Regions from separate parts of the Homo sapiens genome. Here region 1 is linked to region 2. The links are chromatin loops, found by intact Hi-C in ENCODE. Cell type or tissue: GM12878. All regions are shown on one strand.

What was found. A loop is a pair of places that touch in the nucleus more often than their neighbours do. Peaks named below come from ENCODE experiments on the same cell type or tissue, not always from the same donor. Only the 100,000 strongest peaks of a DNase experiment are listed, where the experiment ranks them.
Region 1: a loop joins it to region 2, with 4 times the contacts of the local background. A loop is called at or near these places in 1 of 110 quality-filtered maps.

The regions. Positions count from the first base shown.
Region 1 is chr11:123,551,499-123,559,498 of GRCh38, reverse strand. All of the region lies in intron 2 of GRAMD1B (GRAM domain containing 1B), which reads right to left. Among named protein-coding and RNA genes, the nearest start is that of SCN3B, 99 kb to the left of the region's middle. RefSeq lists an enhancer at 1-15. In GM12878, a CTCF peak has its summit at 4,409 (motif pointing right); no DNase peak of the experiment used is centred here.
Region 2 is chr11:123,475,412-123,483,411 of GRCh38, reverse strand. It overlaps GRAMD1B (GRAM domain containing 1B), which reads right to left. Exons shown (of 20, transcript NM_001387025.1): 2 at 2,519-2,596. Among named protein-coding and RNA genes, the nearest start is that of GRAMD1B, 49 kb to the right of the region's middle. RefSeq lists enhancers at 223-272, 2,832-2,951, 2,992-3,041, 4,697-4,991 and a silencer at 1,505-1,594. In GM12878, CTCF peaks have their summits at 4,832 (motif pointing right) and 7,685 (motif pointing right); DNase peaks (open chromatin) are centred at 2,765, 3,751, 4,161 and 4,861; H3K4me3 peaks cover 818 bases; H3K27ac peaks cover 2,077 bases.

The sequences.
Region 1 (8,000 bases), 76 kb before region 2:
CAAAGCATTTTGCCTACATTCAATCATTTCATTCCCACCACAATCACCTAAATACTGACCTGTTTAGTGGATCTGGAAACTGAGTCCTGGAAAAGTGAAGGTCCCATGCAAGAAAGAGGCAGAGCTGGGAATCCAGATCACCTGCCTCTAGACCCATGGCGATTAACTAATTGCCTCACACCCCAACTATTTGAGAACCATTGTCATCTCTTGAGGGATGTAGCACAAAACCGACAACACTAACAATGATGATGGTTAGCTCAATGCCTGGGAAACTTTAATCCCCTAAGAATCTTCTTCACCCACAGATTCTGATAGAGCAGGTCTAGGGGACCACCCAAAAGTCAGCCTTTCTAACAAACCCCAGGCGATGCCCACGTTGCTATTCCGGGACCACCCTGAACAGCAAATGTTTGGCTTATGCATTCTCATGCTTTGAATCTTCCAAAAAGACAGTTTTGTCTGTCCACTGCAGCTGCATAGGAAAACATGCTGAAGGTGAATAATAATTACAATCCATTGATGTCACCTGCATCCTGCTCGAACTCATGCTGAGAGCTAATATTTCTTGGGCATCTGTTGGCAAAATGTCTCATTCTGGGAGGGCCAGCCCCTGCAGGCTCATCATGAAAAGTCTTTCCAAGATTGCTTCTGTCTGCAGCCCGTTGATAGAACAGCAGCCGCACAGTATCCGGGAAGCAGATAGTTCTGGGCTGTCTGGCCCTGCCTCCGTTACCTAGAGGAATCCCAGCTCCAAAGAAAGGTATATTGGCAATGCCCCAATTTCAGCCTCCCTCCTTGTCTGGCTCAAGTCCGACTTCTTCTGAAATGCCTTTCTGGCTCTTCTCTGTTAATCCACGGAAAGATCTTGGACTAGAGTCAGATCTGAAACCAAAACTGAGTTGCATTGCTTGTTGGTCACCCACGTACTCTTATCTCAAACTCAGTTTCTTCATCTGAAAATGCTAATACTACATATTTCCTCCTTTGTACTGTTGAAAAGATGATGAAGTCAAAAAAGCATGTGAAAGCACCCGAGAACGGTTGGGTACCTCTCCTGCCCCTGCCCTTACAGTATACATTTAGAACTTAATTGCAGGTTCTGTTGTCCTCTGTTGGTTTTACATCCCTGAGAAGATCGTAGGCTATTTTTTCTTTCATGTCCCTCCAGCATGTAGGAGTACTGGGTACACACATATTCAGTAAATATCTTTGGGCTGGGCATGGTGGCTCATGCCTGTAATCTCAGCAGTTTGGGAGGGAGAGGCGGGTGAATCACTTGAGCTCAGGAGTTTTAGACCAGCCTGGCCAACGTGGTGAAACCCCATCTCTACTAAAAATACAAAAATTAGCCAGGCATAGTGGCACACAATTGTAATCCCAGCTACTCGGGAGGCTGAGGCAGGAGAATCTCTTGAACCTAGGAGGCAGAGGTTGCTGTGAGCCATGATCGCACCACTGCACTCCAGCCTGGGCGACAGAGCAAGACTCTGCATTAAAAAAAAAAAAAAAAAAAAAAAAGTTGCACTGAATGTCCTTTCCTCCATTAAGGCATAGACACAGGGGTTGGTGGAATCAAGTGGCCAGAGTCCTAGTCCTAACTTCCCCACTCACTTACTATGTAACTTTGAACAAGTTGTGCTAATTTTGAGGGGACTTTACTTCTTCCACTACAAAATGTACAGCTGTATATGGGCTTACATTGTTAGTATTTTCATGGTTTGTATTAAATACAATGGGTTAAAACCGTATGTCAGGGACCAGACAAATACAACTTCAAATGTTAGTCCTATCAATTACTTCTTCTGTGCTCTTTGAAAAGTTAGCTTCACTAAGTTTCCGATCTTTCAATCTTAATGGAACATGTGAGGATTAAATGATGTAAATACATGCAACCTGCTTCTCACTGCATCTGACACATAGTATGTATCTGTCCAGTAAACTACAGCTACTATAATCAATATTGGTCAAAAGCAATAGCTACTGTTGAAAAACACAGTGAAAAATATTTTCTAGTGGTGAGACAGATATTCAGAAGCCTTGAGTTTGGATACAAGAAAGATCTCAGTTCCTTAAGATGCACGAAGTATGTGCGTGGTATTTCTTCAGTCACCAAAATGTTATTTGCCTGCTACCCTCAAAATGGACACATTAAATAATAGAAAAGTAACAAAACAAGCGAATCAGGGAATCTGGACTGTGTCTACTGTTACAGAATACAAGGCTTTCATGATGAGAAGCGCTTCACTTGAGCTACAATAAAACCAAAACTATCCTGATGATAGCAAAAGAGTACTATTTATGTGCAGTGCAATTTGCTAAACCCCTGACAAGAATTATTTCACTGAATTATATCAACAGTATATGAAATGGATACTACTTACTATTCCCATTTCTCAGATGACAAAACGAAGAGGTAGAAAGTTTAATAACTTGCCTATAGTACATGGTTATTAAGTAGTAGAGCCTGTATCTGAAACCCCATCTGCCTTACCCGAGTCCTACTCTGAACGATTACATTGCGTGTGAAAAGAAGGGGCTACTGACATGCCATTAGGAAGGCATGGGCCTTTTTGTCCTAACGGTGTTTATAATTTCCCATAGAGGCACTCATACTTTCTGCCCTTGTCCTTCTTGAAAGGACAGCACAAACTCTGGGGTGACCAGCTGATCCAAGAGCAGGTACATGCTGCAATCCTAACAAAGCCAACAGGACTTCCACAAACGGAACTTACGCCTCCGGACTCAATCTCCACACTTTCACAGCTATTTGGTGCCTAAATTCCCAAGCTGCTTTTCTGTAAATGAATTTAGGAAATTGAGGTAAAAGTGGGTACCTTTCTCTGAATTAAACCTTTCCTTCAGAGATACAGAAAACTGACACTATCTTCTACTTTTTAAAGGAAAAGAGGTTTCTGAGAGTCCTGTGCAGTGTCAAAAGCACTTTCCAGAGACCACCCTAGATGAATCAGGGCTAAGAAAGAGAAGTTAAGATACACCTGCAAATCCAACTGAACCAATCCATTCAACCCAGACCTGATCAATCACATTTTATATAAAGAGGGTCAGTGTCTACATAGTATTTTATTCACTTCCTGTGTTTGATAATCTTTGTTGACATGCATGGGAGATGTTGAAAATAAAGGCTAAGATCTTACGTCTCTGAATCCCACCTGCATACTAATAAAATAAAATTTAAAAACTTTTACAGAGTAGCACTCCAAACAGTTTACATAAATCTGAATTTGTTGAATCATGGAGAATGATAGGCAAAAGCGAATCTCATTGTTTTAAAACTATCATCCAAATCACGAGTGCTTTTCTGAAGCATAGTCATTTAGGAGATTTCTGAGTGTGTGGGATACAAAGAAGAAGAGAAACAGGGATCGACAAGTTACTGAGAATTCACCATTGCAGGCACAGGGGTGCTTTTATGCCTTTTATCCTTTTATAAAATTTATTTAAGGCCAGGCGCAGTGGCTCATGCCTGTAATCCCAGCACTTTGGGAGGCCGAGGCAGGTGGATCACCTGAGGTCAGGAGTTCAAGACCAGGCTCGGCAACATGGTGAAACCCTGTCTCTACTAAAAATACAAAAATTAGCCAGGCGTGGTGGTGGGCGCCTATAATCCCAGCTACTCAGGGGGCTGAGGCAGGAAAGTCACTGGAACCCAGGAGATGGAGATTGTGGTGAGCCGAGATCGTGCCATTGTGCTCCAGCTGAGTAAGAAGAGCAAAACTCCGTTTTAAAAAAAAAAGTATTTTATCAAACTGATGAGAAAACTGAGTATCAGGAGCCTGTACTTTAAGTACCCATGATCCTACAGTTATTTCTAAAAATCCATCTTTTCCACTGGGCACAGTGGCTCACATCTGTAATCCCAGCACTTTGGAAGGCTGAGGCAGGTGCATCACCTGAGATCAGGAGTTCAGACCAGCCTGGCCAACATGGTGAAACCCCATCTCTACTGAAGATACAAAAAATTAGCCAGGTGTGGTGGCAGGCATCTGTAATCCCAGCTACTTGGGAGGCTGAGGCAGGAGAGTTGCTTGAACCCAGGAGGCAGAGGTTGCAGTGAGCCAAGATCGCACCATTGCACCCCAGCCTCGGTGACAGAGTGAGACTCTGTCTCAAAAAATTATAATAAAATAAAATCCATCTTTTCACCATACCATGCTACTTCCATAAATAAACATCTACAAGGCAAAAGGTGCTTGTATAATATTGCATTTAACCCTCAAAACAACCCTTCAAGGTAAGTTCCGTTGTTCCTACTCAGGCTACGTATCCATGTATTGCCCCTCAGCTGCAAATCCACCCTTCTTTTCCCTGCCTTGTGATGCTGGAGCTGTGCCCTGTCAACGTTTCTTCTTTGCCGGCTGGCACAATGTTATATCTTGTCAGTAGAGGGCGCTAGAGAGACACTAGAAGGGGCTGCCCTTTTTTGTTCTGGTGCTTTTCTGCAGAAGTCACCAGCCTCCCAATGAGTTTCACTGATACCCTAATGGGCAGTTTCCAGCTTATGTGCCCCAGTCCCCAGAACCTCTAGAGCCTCTGTGCCATACACTGGGCAATGGCCACACCCTCTCCAATAAGTTCTGAATTTTAGCCTTGGGTTTGGAGGAAGTGCAGGGAGCCTTCTTAGAAGTTTGTCCTTCAGTGAGTGAGTGGCTCAATCCTAGGAGCTGCTCCCTACATCTGTTATAACAAGAGGCATCTGTTATACCTCCATTCTTCAGAGACCTTTCCATGTTTTTACTTGTTAATGATTCTTTTATCTTTCCTTCTTGAGACAGGGTCTCCCTCTGTTGCCCTGGCTGGAGTGCAGTGGCACAATCTCGGCTCACTGCAACCTCAACCTTCTGGGCTCAAGCAATCCTCCCACCTCAGCCTCCGGAATAGCTGGGGCTACAGGCACACACCACCATGTCCGGCATTTTGTTTCTTTCTTTCTTTTTTTTTTTTTTTTTTTTGTAAAGATGGGGTCTCCCTATGTTGCCCAGGCTGCTCTGAAACTCCTGGGCTCAAGCGATCCTCCCACCTTGGCGGCCCAAAGTGCTGGAATTATATGCATGAGCCACTGCACCCAGCCAATGATTCTTAATATTAAATTTTCCCTGTTCAAATTATTGGTGTGGTTTCTGTCTTATGGGACCCTCACTGATACACTACTATATGGATGAGCAAAAAGAAACTCAGATGAGTAGGACATCATCCCTTCCTCAAGTTATTCCTCCAATAAAATGGTTAAAAGCATTCAAAGTATACTATGAGCCAGGCAGGGATTTTATACATTTAATATGTATTCCTTCCTTTTATCCACTGACCCTACTTTATGGAAGAGGAAACTGAGGCATCTCAGTGACTGAAGAATTTTCCCAGATCACATACAGAGTAAACAGAGAAACCAGGATTTGTCTCCAAGATTCTGCAGTGCTGCCCCAAACAACTGGCTGCCCTGAGAGTGAAAGAGGGTCAAGGAAACAGAGGGTATATAGACAGTCTGTCAGGAAGTTTGGAAGAGGAAGAAAGCTAGATTGTTAGCCAAAGAGGTCAACATCTGACCAAAGTTTTTTTAATGGGAGGGGTCATTAAAGATCTTCTAACTCAGTCCTTGAATTATAAACGAGTTGGTATACACTGGCCATCAGGGACTCTAGAGACCCTATTAAATAACTCTTTCCTGAATTAATGCTTAGGATATAGTCTGTGCATTATGAGCCATTAATGCAAGAGAACTGATGTTCCACAGATGTCCACTCTGTCCTCTCCGAGTTCCCCAACTCAGACTCTAATCCACGGAGGCTGGTTCAGGGGTGTCCAAATGGATATACTGATTGCCTCTGACCCAGCTGTAACCCAAGACCTCTCATTAATCCTGCATCTCTCTCATGAGGTGAGTGATGTCTACGTAATTAAAACTTAAAGCAAGAAATGGCCAGGAGATTGAAGGGTGAGGAAGCTGAGGATTCAGATGGCTCCAACACAACATTCACCCTTTAGCAACCAACATTGCCATTCAATCAGGTAGCCACCCTTTAAGTAAAATTTTATCATGTACACATGGATACATATGAAAGCCTTCCCTGGGACAAAATGCAGCCCAGCAGAATAAACACACTTAGCCCTTAGCTCACTGGGAACAGAGCTTACTAGGGGTAAACCCCATTTCACCATGCACACCAATTCTCTTTTCCAATTTTCTTTTAATCTTATCCAAATAGAATAACTGGCTCCTGGGTATTATCTTTTTCTTTTCTAAGTGTTCACTACAACCAAATCTACATTTTCAGCCAGCTTCAACTACAAATTCACCAAATGATCTATACTAGTGCTCCCTAAACTTTGCTGCACTTCAGAATCATCTGAGAGTTTTTACATAACCAACTAAACAAGAATGTCTGGGGGTGGGAGCCAGGTATCAGAGCTTTTGAAGGATCTCCAAGTGATTGAAATATGCGGCAATGTTTAGGAATCATTGGTCTATACTATTTTAACCTAATTCTCTAGTAATTTAGTATCTAAATAACTTTAGAAAACATAGACTAGTGATCTATATTTTCTAGATATTAAAATTTTCTTTAATCCAAGATATCCTTCCTCTTGTTTAATAATTTCCCACATAAAAAGAGCTAACACTCATTGAGAAGGTATTGCCAGGCCTTGCTGTAGGTACTTTATGAAGGGCACAGTGGGTCATATCTCCTTTAATCTTATTATTCCAATTTCACGGAAGAGAAAATTGAGTCAAAGAGATAATGAGCACACCTGCAACTTTATTCAGTATAACGAGATGTCATTCATCAGGGACTAGAGAAATAGACAAATTTAGAATGGTCAAATTCTCCCATGTTACCTTTCCTTTGATCTTTGGGTTTTAACTCAACCCGATTACATTTACTGTAATCTTTTTGGTTTTGAAAATTGCTGCCTTTGAAAGAGAAGACAGGCTGAGCGCAGTGGCTCACACCTGTAATCCCAGCATTTTGAGAGGTCAGGAGTTCGAGAACAGCCTGGCCAGCATGGTGAAACCCCGTCTCTACTAAAAATACAAAAATTAGCTGGGCGTGGTGATGCACCCCTGTAATCCCAGCTACTGGGGAGGCTGAGGCAGGAGCATTGGAGGCTGCAGTGAGCCGAGATTCTGCCACTACACTCCAGCCTGGGTGACAGAGTGAGATTCCATCTCAAAAAATTAAAAAAATCAAAAAAAAAAAAAAAAAAAGAAAGAAAGAGAAGACAACTGTGTGTAGGTAAATTTGGTGATATTCTGGGATATACTAAGGGAAGAAAAATCCCTCCTTTTTCTAGATTTTCAGCATCAGAGTGTTGAATGACCACAAGCAAGAATCTACACAGGATGGCTGACTCTAAAAGTGTTCTTCTCCAGAGGAGAACGCACAGGGCCCCATGTGTGATCAGGACATTAAGCCTCCTATGTGGAAAGGACTGGGCAAGGAAATGGAGTTGATTCCTGGGGAGGAAAAAAATGGGATTGGGGAAAACGAGGATAAATTAAATAATCTGTAGTCATGATTCTATGGAAGTCAGTGTAGTAGGAGCATACATATATGGAGCCCAGGGGCTGCAGAGAAGCATAGGGAAATGAAAGCGAAAAATTGAGAAGGATGATGGGTGGAACTGCTCACAGGCAGAACTCAGAGTCTCACCTACTGGGGAATATCCTAAGGCAAGTTGTCCTCTTTATAGGCAACCATAACTGCCCAAAAAGGAAGGCCATGAATGAAGAAACTACCAACAGGTGGCTACAAATGGGGCTGGGGACCTTTAAAACATGGGCATGCATCTAATTTGCCTTAATTATGCAAATTAGAGTAATTTCATTTGCCCACAATCCCAGGTTTACCATGGAAAGAGACTAAATAATCACATATACAACAAAGTCCTATGTTCTTTCCACCACCGCAAGCCACCAAGTTTTGGACATGGTCTGCCCCTAGCTACCCTCTGACCTTCCGCATGTGGCTCTGCCTCAGTAG
Region 2 (8,000 bases):
CTCAAAAAAAAAAAAAAAAAGAAAAAGAAAAGAAAATATTAAATGGAAATAAACAGTTCATCAGTTTCAAATTACGTGTCATCCTGAGAAGCACGATGAAATCGCTTGCTGTCCCACCTGGAACGTGAATCATCCCTTTGTTCAGCATATCCACGCTGTATACATGCCCCACCCGTTAGTCACTTCGTTCTCAGTTCTCAGATAGAAAATCCAAGCTAGTACAGCTCTATCATGGAAGAGTGCTTTCTTATCCTGAGCTGCAATCCTTCTCACTGACTTCTAACCCTCCAGTTCTATTTCTTCAGCTTTCAGATATCTAAAAATCTCTTTTCCAGGCTAAATCCCTTTCCTTCAACCAACTCTTTTTTTTTTTTTCCACCCAATCTGGAGTGCAGTGGCACAATCTTGACTCACTGCAACCTCCACCTCCTGGGTTCAAGTGATTCTGCCTCAGCCTCCGGAGTAGCTAGGACTACAGGCGTGCACCATCACACTCGACTAATTTTTGCATTTTTAGTAGAGACGGGGCTTCCCCATGTTGGCCAGGCTGGTCTCGAACTCCTGGCCTCAAGTGATCTGCCTACCTTGGCTTCCCAAAGTGCTGGGATTACAGATGTGAGCCACCTCAGAGGGCCGCAACCAACTCTTATTATAATGATATAGTTATGATATAATCATTCTTTTATGGACTCTAATGCATCCACATCCACTTTCAAAGAACTGGAATAATACACGAAATATGGTCATACTAGTACAGATTACAGTGACATCTTCTTCTTTTGTTTAATCCATGCACCATGCTCCCATGAATGAATTAAAAACTTTCAAAGATCATTTGGTAGTTGTGTCATATTATTGTTTCATATTTGGCTGGCAAATAAAAATATTCTTTCTTTTTCACATGAAATGCTATCAAATTAGGCTCCCTGCGGCAATTCTACACTTGCGAAATAAATCTTTTCTAACATAAATATACAAGATCACATTTCATAGACATTTCAAGACTTCACAGTGAGCCAGGCATGGTGGCTCACGCTTGTAATCCCAGCACTTTGAGGGCTGAAGCAGGTGAATCACTTGAGGCCAGGAGTTCAAGACCAGCCTGACCAACATGGGGAAGCCCCGTCTCTACTAAAAATATAAAAATTAGCGGGGCATGGTAGCACTTGCCTGTAATCCCAATTACTCCGGAGGCTGAGGTGGGAGAATCTCTTGAACCCAGGAGGTGGAGGTTGCAGTGAGCTGAGATTGCACCACTGCACTCCAGCCTATGTGACAGAGCGAGATTCTGTCTCAGAAAAAAAAAAAATTAAAAATTAAAAAATTAAAAAATCACATTTCCATTAAAAAGAAAATATCTCCTTGATTTCCACCCATTGTTCTACTCAAAATAATATTAAGTCTTGATTCTATCATCCTTGGTGTTCTCTACCCCCTCTCAGCAGAGGGTCCACCATAAGTTGATAAATGTGGTAAAAGTACCTTCTGCTTTTTCACCCAGCTTGTTGATAAAAACGATAAACAGAGCTAGACCAAAAGCAGAGCCCCTGCGGTAGGCCAGCTGAGACTTCCTTTTGGTTAACGTCAATACCATCAACTTTCTGTAGGCAAAGAAGTTTAACTTGCTACAGCAAATTTACCTCTGTCTACAATTCACAGGCACTGCATGAAGCAGGTGCTGGCTGGTCCTCACACTGAGTGCTTAGTTAGCTGTATCTCCAATCCTCAACCAACCATTGAAGAGCCTCCATATTTTCATTGCATCCTAGACATCCCACCTCATTTTTCATTAACGCTGCTGCCACCTGACACCATCCAACACCTGACATCCTGGGCTATGCAGCTTCCTCAGGCACAAAATGCCCTTCACCTCCTGACCCACATTGTACCCAACCTATAGGGCATGACTCAAGTCCTAACTCCACTGTAAAGTTTGTTGTTGTTGTTGTTGTTGTTTTTAGACGAAGTCTCCCTCTGTTGCCCAGGCTGGAGTGCAGTAGCGCGATCTTGGCTCACTGCAACCTCTGCCTCCCAGGTTCAAGCGATTCTCCTGCCTCAGCCTCGGAGTAGCTGGAATTAGAGGCACATGCCACCATGTCTGGCTAATTTTTGTAGTTTCAGTAGAGATGAGGCTTTACCGTGTTGACCAGGCTAGTCTCGAACTCCAGATCTCAAGTGATCCGCCCGCCTCGACCTCCCAAAGTAATGAGATTGCCGGTGTGAGCCACCAAGCCCTGCTCAGTATGAAGTCTTTTCAACCTATTTGGTTTGCCACACGTTGACTTCTTTTGCTGAACACAAAAAGCCTCTGGAACCAGCCCCTTTGTGTTGCTCCTTCTCCTTTATGGGGTGAAAGTTTTGTCTTTCTAATCAGTCAAGCACAGAGGTCTCAGGCGCTCCCATTCCTCTTCAGTTTTCCACATTTTTTTGCACAGAGCAGAGGCACAATCTTCCTCAAACATTCCACCCCACCCCCTCTATTCTTTGCCCCCATCTCGCCCTCGGAGTTGGACCTTACCTTTCTTCCCGCGCTCGAGGACTCAGGAACCTGCTAGAATCATCATCGTGGCTGCTCTGCTGACTGCTCTGTTGGCTGCTGAGGAAAGACATAGGATATCAACCGTTAACTTCAGCTTCTTTCTCAACCCTGGGGGAGGTCACTTAGACTTCAACTAGACAAAGACATGGGGTTACAAAATTTTAAAGATACAAGTTCCCCCAAGTAAGTCTAGCATAGAGAATGCACAGTTAGACCATATGAGAAATGACACAAGGCTGATAAAATCCCCAGCCATCACACCTGCAGACTGTCTGTTGCCAGCCAAAACAGAAGAGGCCCATCTCGCCCTGCTACCACACTCTTCCCTGGCTATATAAACCTCAAAGAGCAAATGCCTCCAGCATTCTCTCTACCCACTCCTCTTCCTCTCTCTGATGGGATTATAATCCCATTCTCCTCAGCCCACCGGAGACTCTCAAGCCACTGACATGGACTGGGTGGGGTGTTGTGGGGAGGGTGTGAGATGTGTGGGAGGAGGGAGATTCCGGTAAGACAGAAGACTAGATGGGGCCAGGGGTCACCTAGTCTGCTTCTCCAGTAAGGCAAAAGGCTGGATGGGGTCTGGGGTCACTTAGTCTGCTACTCTGCCTCCAGGGGAGGCTGAGGCGGATGAGAAATAGAAGAAGGAATAAAGGGTGGACTCTCCACACCTTAAGGCACTGTAAGTGAGATAATTACACAGCTTTAGTTCAGGCAGAGTTCTTTTGGGAGGTCATATCTTATAATAATACGGGAAAGAATGGCCTTTCCTCTTACTCCAGAGAAAGAAAAGCTTATCAGACACTTCATGACACTAACTGCTGGCATAGCTGATGAACAAATCATTTTTATTAATTATTATTAAATACTCCAGCCATCTGATCAGGAGTCCACAAACTAGAAACTCTAGGCTCAATCTAGAGCCACGTGTTTTTGCTCAGCCCCGTGAGCTAAGGGTGGTTTTTGTACTTTTTAGTGGTTGGAAGAAAAAAAATCCAAAAAAGAATATTTCATGACAGGTGAAAATGATGTGAAATTTAAATTTAGTGTCCACAAATGAAGTTTTACTGGAACACAGCTAAGCCTACATTTACATATTATCTTTGGCTATTTTCCTGCTACCATGTCAGAGCTGAGTGGTTAAGGCAGAGTTGAGTAACTAAGACAGAGTTGTGGGCACCATAGGCCCACAAAGCCCACAATGCTCACCATCTGGCCCTTTACAGAGAAAGTTGGCCAACCCCTGTTTTACATAGGTTCTATTAATAATAAATCCTTATTACCAGGAAGTTGGCCAACCCCTGCTTCACATAGGTTCTATTAATAATAAATCCCTATTACCATAAATGTCACTATAACCAAGGCTACCACATAACCAACATTTTCTCCTTGTTCTGGTGGATCGCCTGCTGCACTAAGATGCATTGGTCTCTATAGAGTATATTCCTTAGCCTAGATGCCCAGTAGAATGCACACTGGACAATCTTGCCGAGCAAGTGCTTGCTCCAGTGTCTGTACACTCTCAGCCAAAGCACATGAGTTCTGTGGTCACAGTTACCACATGCTCTTATGTTCCGTTCTTCCAGCAAGAAGTAAATGACCTGAAAGGCAATTAACATCCAATTTTCAAACACAGACACAAGAAACCATACACGTTACCACACACACCAGAAACCGGAACAGCGCCATACACAAAGCCTCCGGCTGCTCGGCAGAACTCACTGTGTACGGAATCCCTTTCTCCTTCCCTTCCATGCAGCACGTTTTTACAGCTCGTTCACTATGCAGTGGCTGCTCATCATTTTCACTTTGCCAGCTCGGATGGATTTGCCTATTACCAACTCCACATAACCAAATTTCACTATAATGTCGTTAACTCATGAGATGTCTTACTTGGAACTGGCCTGTTATATGAATCAAGCATCCCCTTATATACAACCTGGGACAAGTGTTACTCCACAGTAGGCAGCACACAGATGACTGTAACTCAAATTCCAAAGCCCACACAGCTCCAGAAGCAGGGTCTACACTGTGGGAGAACACACCATTTACAACAGTCAACAGGGCTCAACCAAGCCAACCACAATCAGCATTGCAGCCTCTTCAAAGCAGGGGTCAAACTTGACCCCGCTGAGCCAGGATGGGCTGGTTCTTCCTAGTCCCCCTATCCTCCCCCGGCAATCAAAATTTTAAACTAATAAAGGGGGCTCCCAGAACTCAAGGCCATCTACCAGGATTTCAGAAAAATAATTCTAAGCTGATATTTGCAAGTTTACCCACTAGATGGCACTGTAGACTTCCAAACCAGAACTACAAGGAAAACCAATAAGGAGCCTCAGGAACCGGAACCAGGAACTGCCTCCTTTCTGGCGCCCCTCTCTGGCCTGCCTTCCCATGGCTTAGAAAACAGTTCAGATGGCAGAGAAGGCAGCAATGGGTCATGTTCAAACTGTGTATTGGTTTCAAATAAATATCAAACTACATGCATCCAACAAGTATTCACATCACGCTATGTGTACACGAAGCATCATCAAGACAATGGTTAAGAGTCTACAGTATGGAACCAGGCGGGTTGGCTCATGCCTGTAATCCCAGCACTTTGGGAGGCTGAGACCGGAGGATCGCTCAAACCCAGGAGTTCCTGATCAGCCTGGGCAACCTGGTGAGACCCCATCTCTATAAAAAAAAAATTAGCCAGGCATGATGGTGTACACCTGGAGTCCCAGCTACTCGGAAGACTGTGGTGGGAGGAAGGAAGGACAAAGAAAGAAAAAGAGAAGAGGCTGGGTGTGGTGGTTCACGCCTGTAATCCCAGAACTTTGGGAGGCGAGGCGGGTGGATCACCTGAGATCAGGAGTTTGAGATGAGACTGGCCAACATGGTGAAACCTCATCTCTACTAAAAAAAATAAAAAATAACAAATAAAAAAAATTAGCCAGTCTTGGTGGCAAGCGCCTGTAATCCCAGCTACTTGGGAGACTGAGGTCAGGAGAATCACTTGAACCAGGGAGGCGGAGGTTGCAGTGAGCGAGATCGCGCCACTACACTCCAGCCTGGGCGACAGAGTGAGACTCCATCTGAAAAACAAAAAAAGAGAAGAAAAGGGAAGGAAAAGGGAAAGGGAAAAGGAAAGGGAAGGGAAGAGAAAGGGAAAGGAAAGGAAGGGAGAAGGAAGGGAAAGGAAGGGAGAAGGAGAAGGAAGGGAGAGAGAAGGGAAAGGGGAAGGGAGGGAAGGGAGGGGAGGGGAGAGAGAGGGAAAGGAAGGGAGACGGGAGGGAGGGGAAAGGGAGGCCACTAACAGATAAAACTGTCTTTTGGAAACCCTGAAAAAGAAACTCTAAACTAGGATTTGGAATGACTTTGCCTTGGCACCGATGACTGAAAGATGCCTTAACACTGCAAAGAAGGGAATTGTATAAGCAACTGTTTGCCATTCGCTCAAGACAGCTAGTCCAGTGACAATTCCATTTACCACTTACCGTTTCCATTTTCATTTCCATTTTCCATTTACCACTCTCAAGTACCCAGCACTGTGCTAGGGGAGGGGAGGGGAGGAGAGGGGAGGGAAGGGAGAATGAAAGGGAGGGGAGGGAGAGGGGAGGGGGAAGGGAAGGAAGGGGGAGAAGGGGAGAGGATGGGAGGGGGAGAGGAGGGGGAGGGGGGAGGGGAGGCAAGGGAGAGGGAAAGAAAGAGAAAAAGAAAGAAAGAAGGAGGAAAGAAAGAAAGAGAAAGAAATGTGAAGTATGAAAAAGAGCATCTGCCACATTTTAACTGCTATGTAAATGCCAGGTGCCATTATCCTATATGCAAGGCATCATTTTATGGGTTATAGGAAAAGAAAGACGTGAATCAAACAAGGATCCTGCTCTCAAAGTGCTTAGAATCAGGAAAGTAAGATTCAATATAAATAACTATATTTAAAAGCAGAAAAATGATAACTCTCAATACTATGTATTAAGTGCTATGGGAACACAGAATGCAGAAATGTCATGTCCTTCTGGGACCAGTAAGACAATTCTGTCTTAACAACAAGATTTTTGTGCTGCCACTTAAAACTGGATAGACTCAAGACATGCAGAAATGAGAAGAAAAGGCATTCTAGTTCAATTCCGTTTACCACTCTCATGTACCCAGCACTGTGCTAGGAGACAGTACTGTAAAGATGATCAGGACAAGGTCTCTCCAGCAAAGAGCTCCCAGTCTAAGACATACAAATATTCACCGTGGACTGTGATGCAACAACAGCAGAAAAATGAACAAGGTGTAGCTGGTGGACACCTCTGTTGGAAAGCTCCAGGGAACACATCAGAGAGGTGAACATCGAGCTGGAGGGACTCTAGATAAATCCATGGTGGCAACAGGCATAGGGTATATACAGGATCTTTCCTCCTCCAGTACCCTCGGCAGAGGCCTGGCCCTATTTCCTCCCATTATTTGAGCTTGTTTTTCAACAGTCTTAAAGAAGTTAAATGGGCCGGGTGCGGTGGCTCACGCCTGTAATCCCAGCACTTTAGGAAGCCGAGGCGGGTAGATCACCTGAAGTAAGGAGTTCGAGACCAGCCTGGCCAACATGGTGAAACCCTGTCTCTACTAAAAATACAAAAATTAGCCAGGTGTGATGGTGCACGCCTATAATCCCAGCTACTCGGGAAGTTGAGGCAGGAGAATCACTTGAACCTGGGAGGTGGAGGTTGCAGTGAGCCAAGATCGTGCCACTGCCCTCCAGCCTAGATAACAGAGACTCCGTCTCAAAAAAAAAAAAAAGAAGTTAAATGGATGAATTGCTGCCAACCACTCCTCCACTCAATCCCATGAAATAATATTGTTGAGCAGAATTTCCAGAGATTCAGACACTGCCTCACCCTCTCACACACACCCTTTCAATTCTTCTCTTATATGAGCCTTTTTCAATGATATAGGCCACCTGGACCCCAGGCAACTCACGCTGCTCCCTAAATAAACCTACCAGTCTTCGGAGACCATGAAAAGAGCAACCTCCAGGCCAAGGTGTTTATAAAGGAGTGCAGCATGCTACAAGGTCAAAAAGCACACCTCCCTCCACTCCAGATTAGTCAAGGCCTTAGTGGGAGAAGACATCCAGTCTGCGTCCACTCTGGGATTCAGGAGGTTGAAAAGAACTTGGAGAAAGTCCAGCAGAGGGCACTAACAGATGAAACTGTCTGTTGGAAACCCTGAAAAAGAAACTCTAAACTAGGATTTGGAATGTCCTTGCCTGGGCACCGGATGACTGAAAGATGGCTTAACACTGCAAGGAAGGGAATTTGTATAAGCAACTGCTTGCCATTCGCTCAAGACAGCTAGATATGGAACTAGGATGACTTTAATCCCTCCTGCTGTACATTCAAGCTTCAGATAAAATTCACTGTATAAATTAAATTTTGGAACACTAGACCATGTTCCTAAATAAGATGGGAAGCTCTTGGTAAAATTCTGGGATATT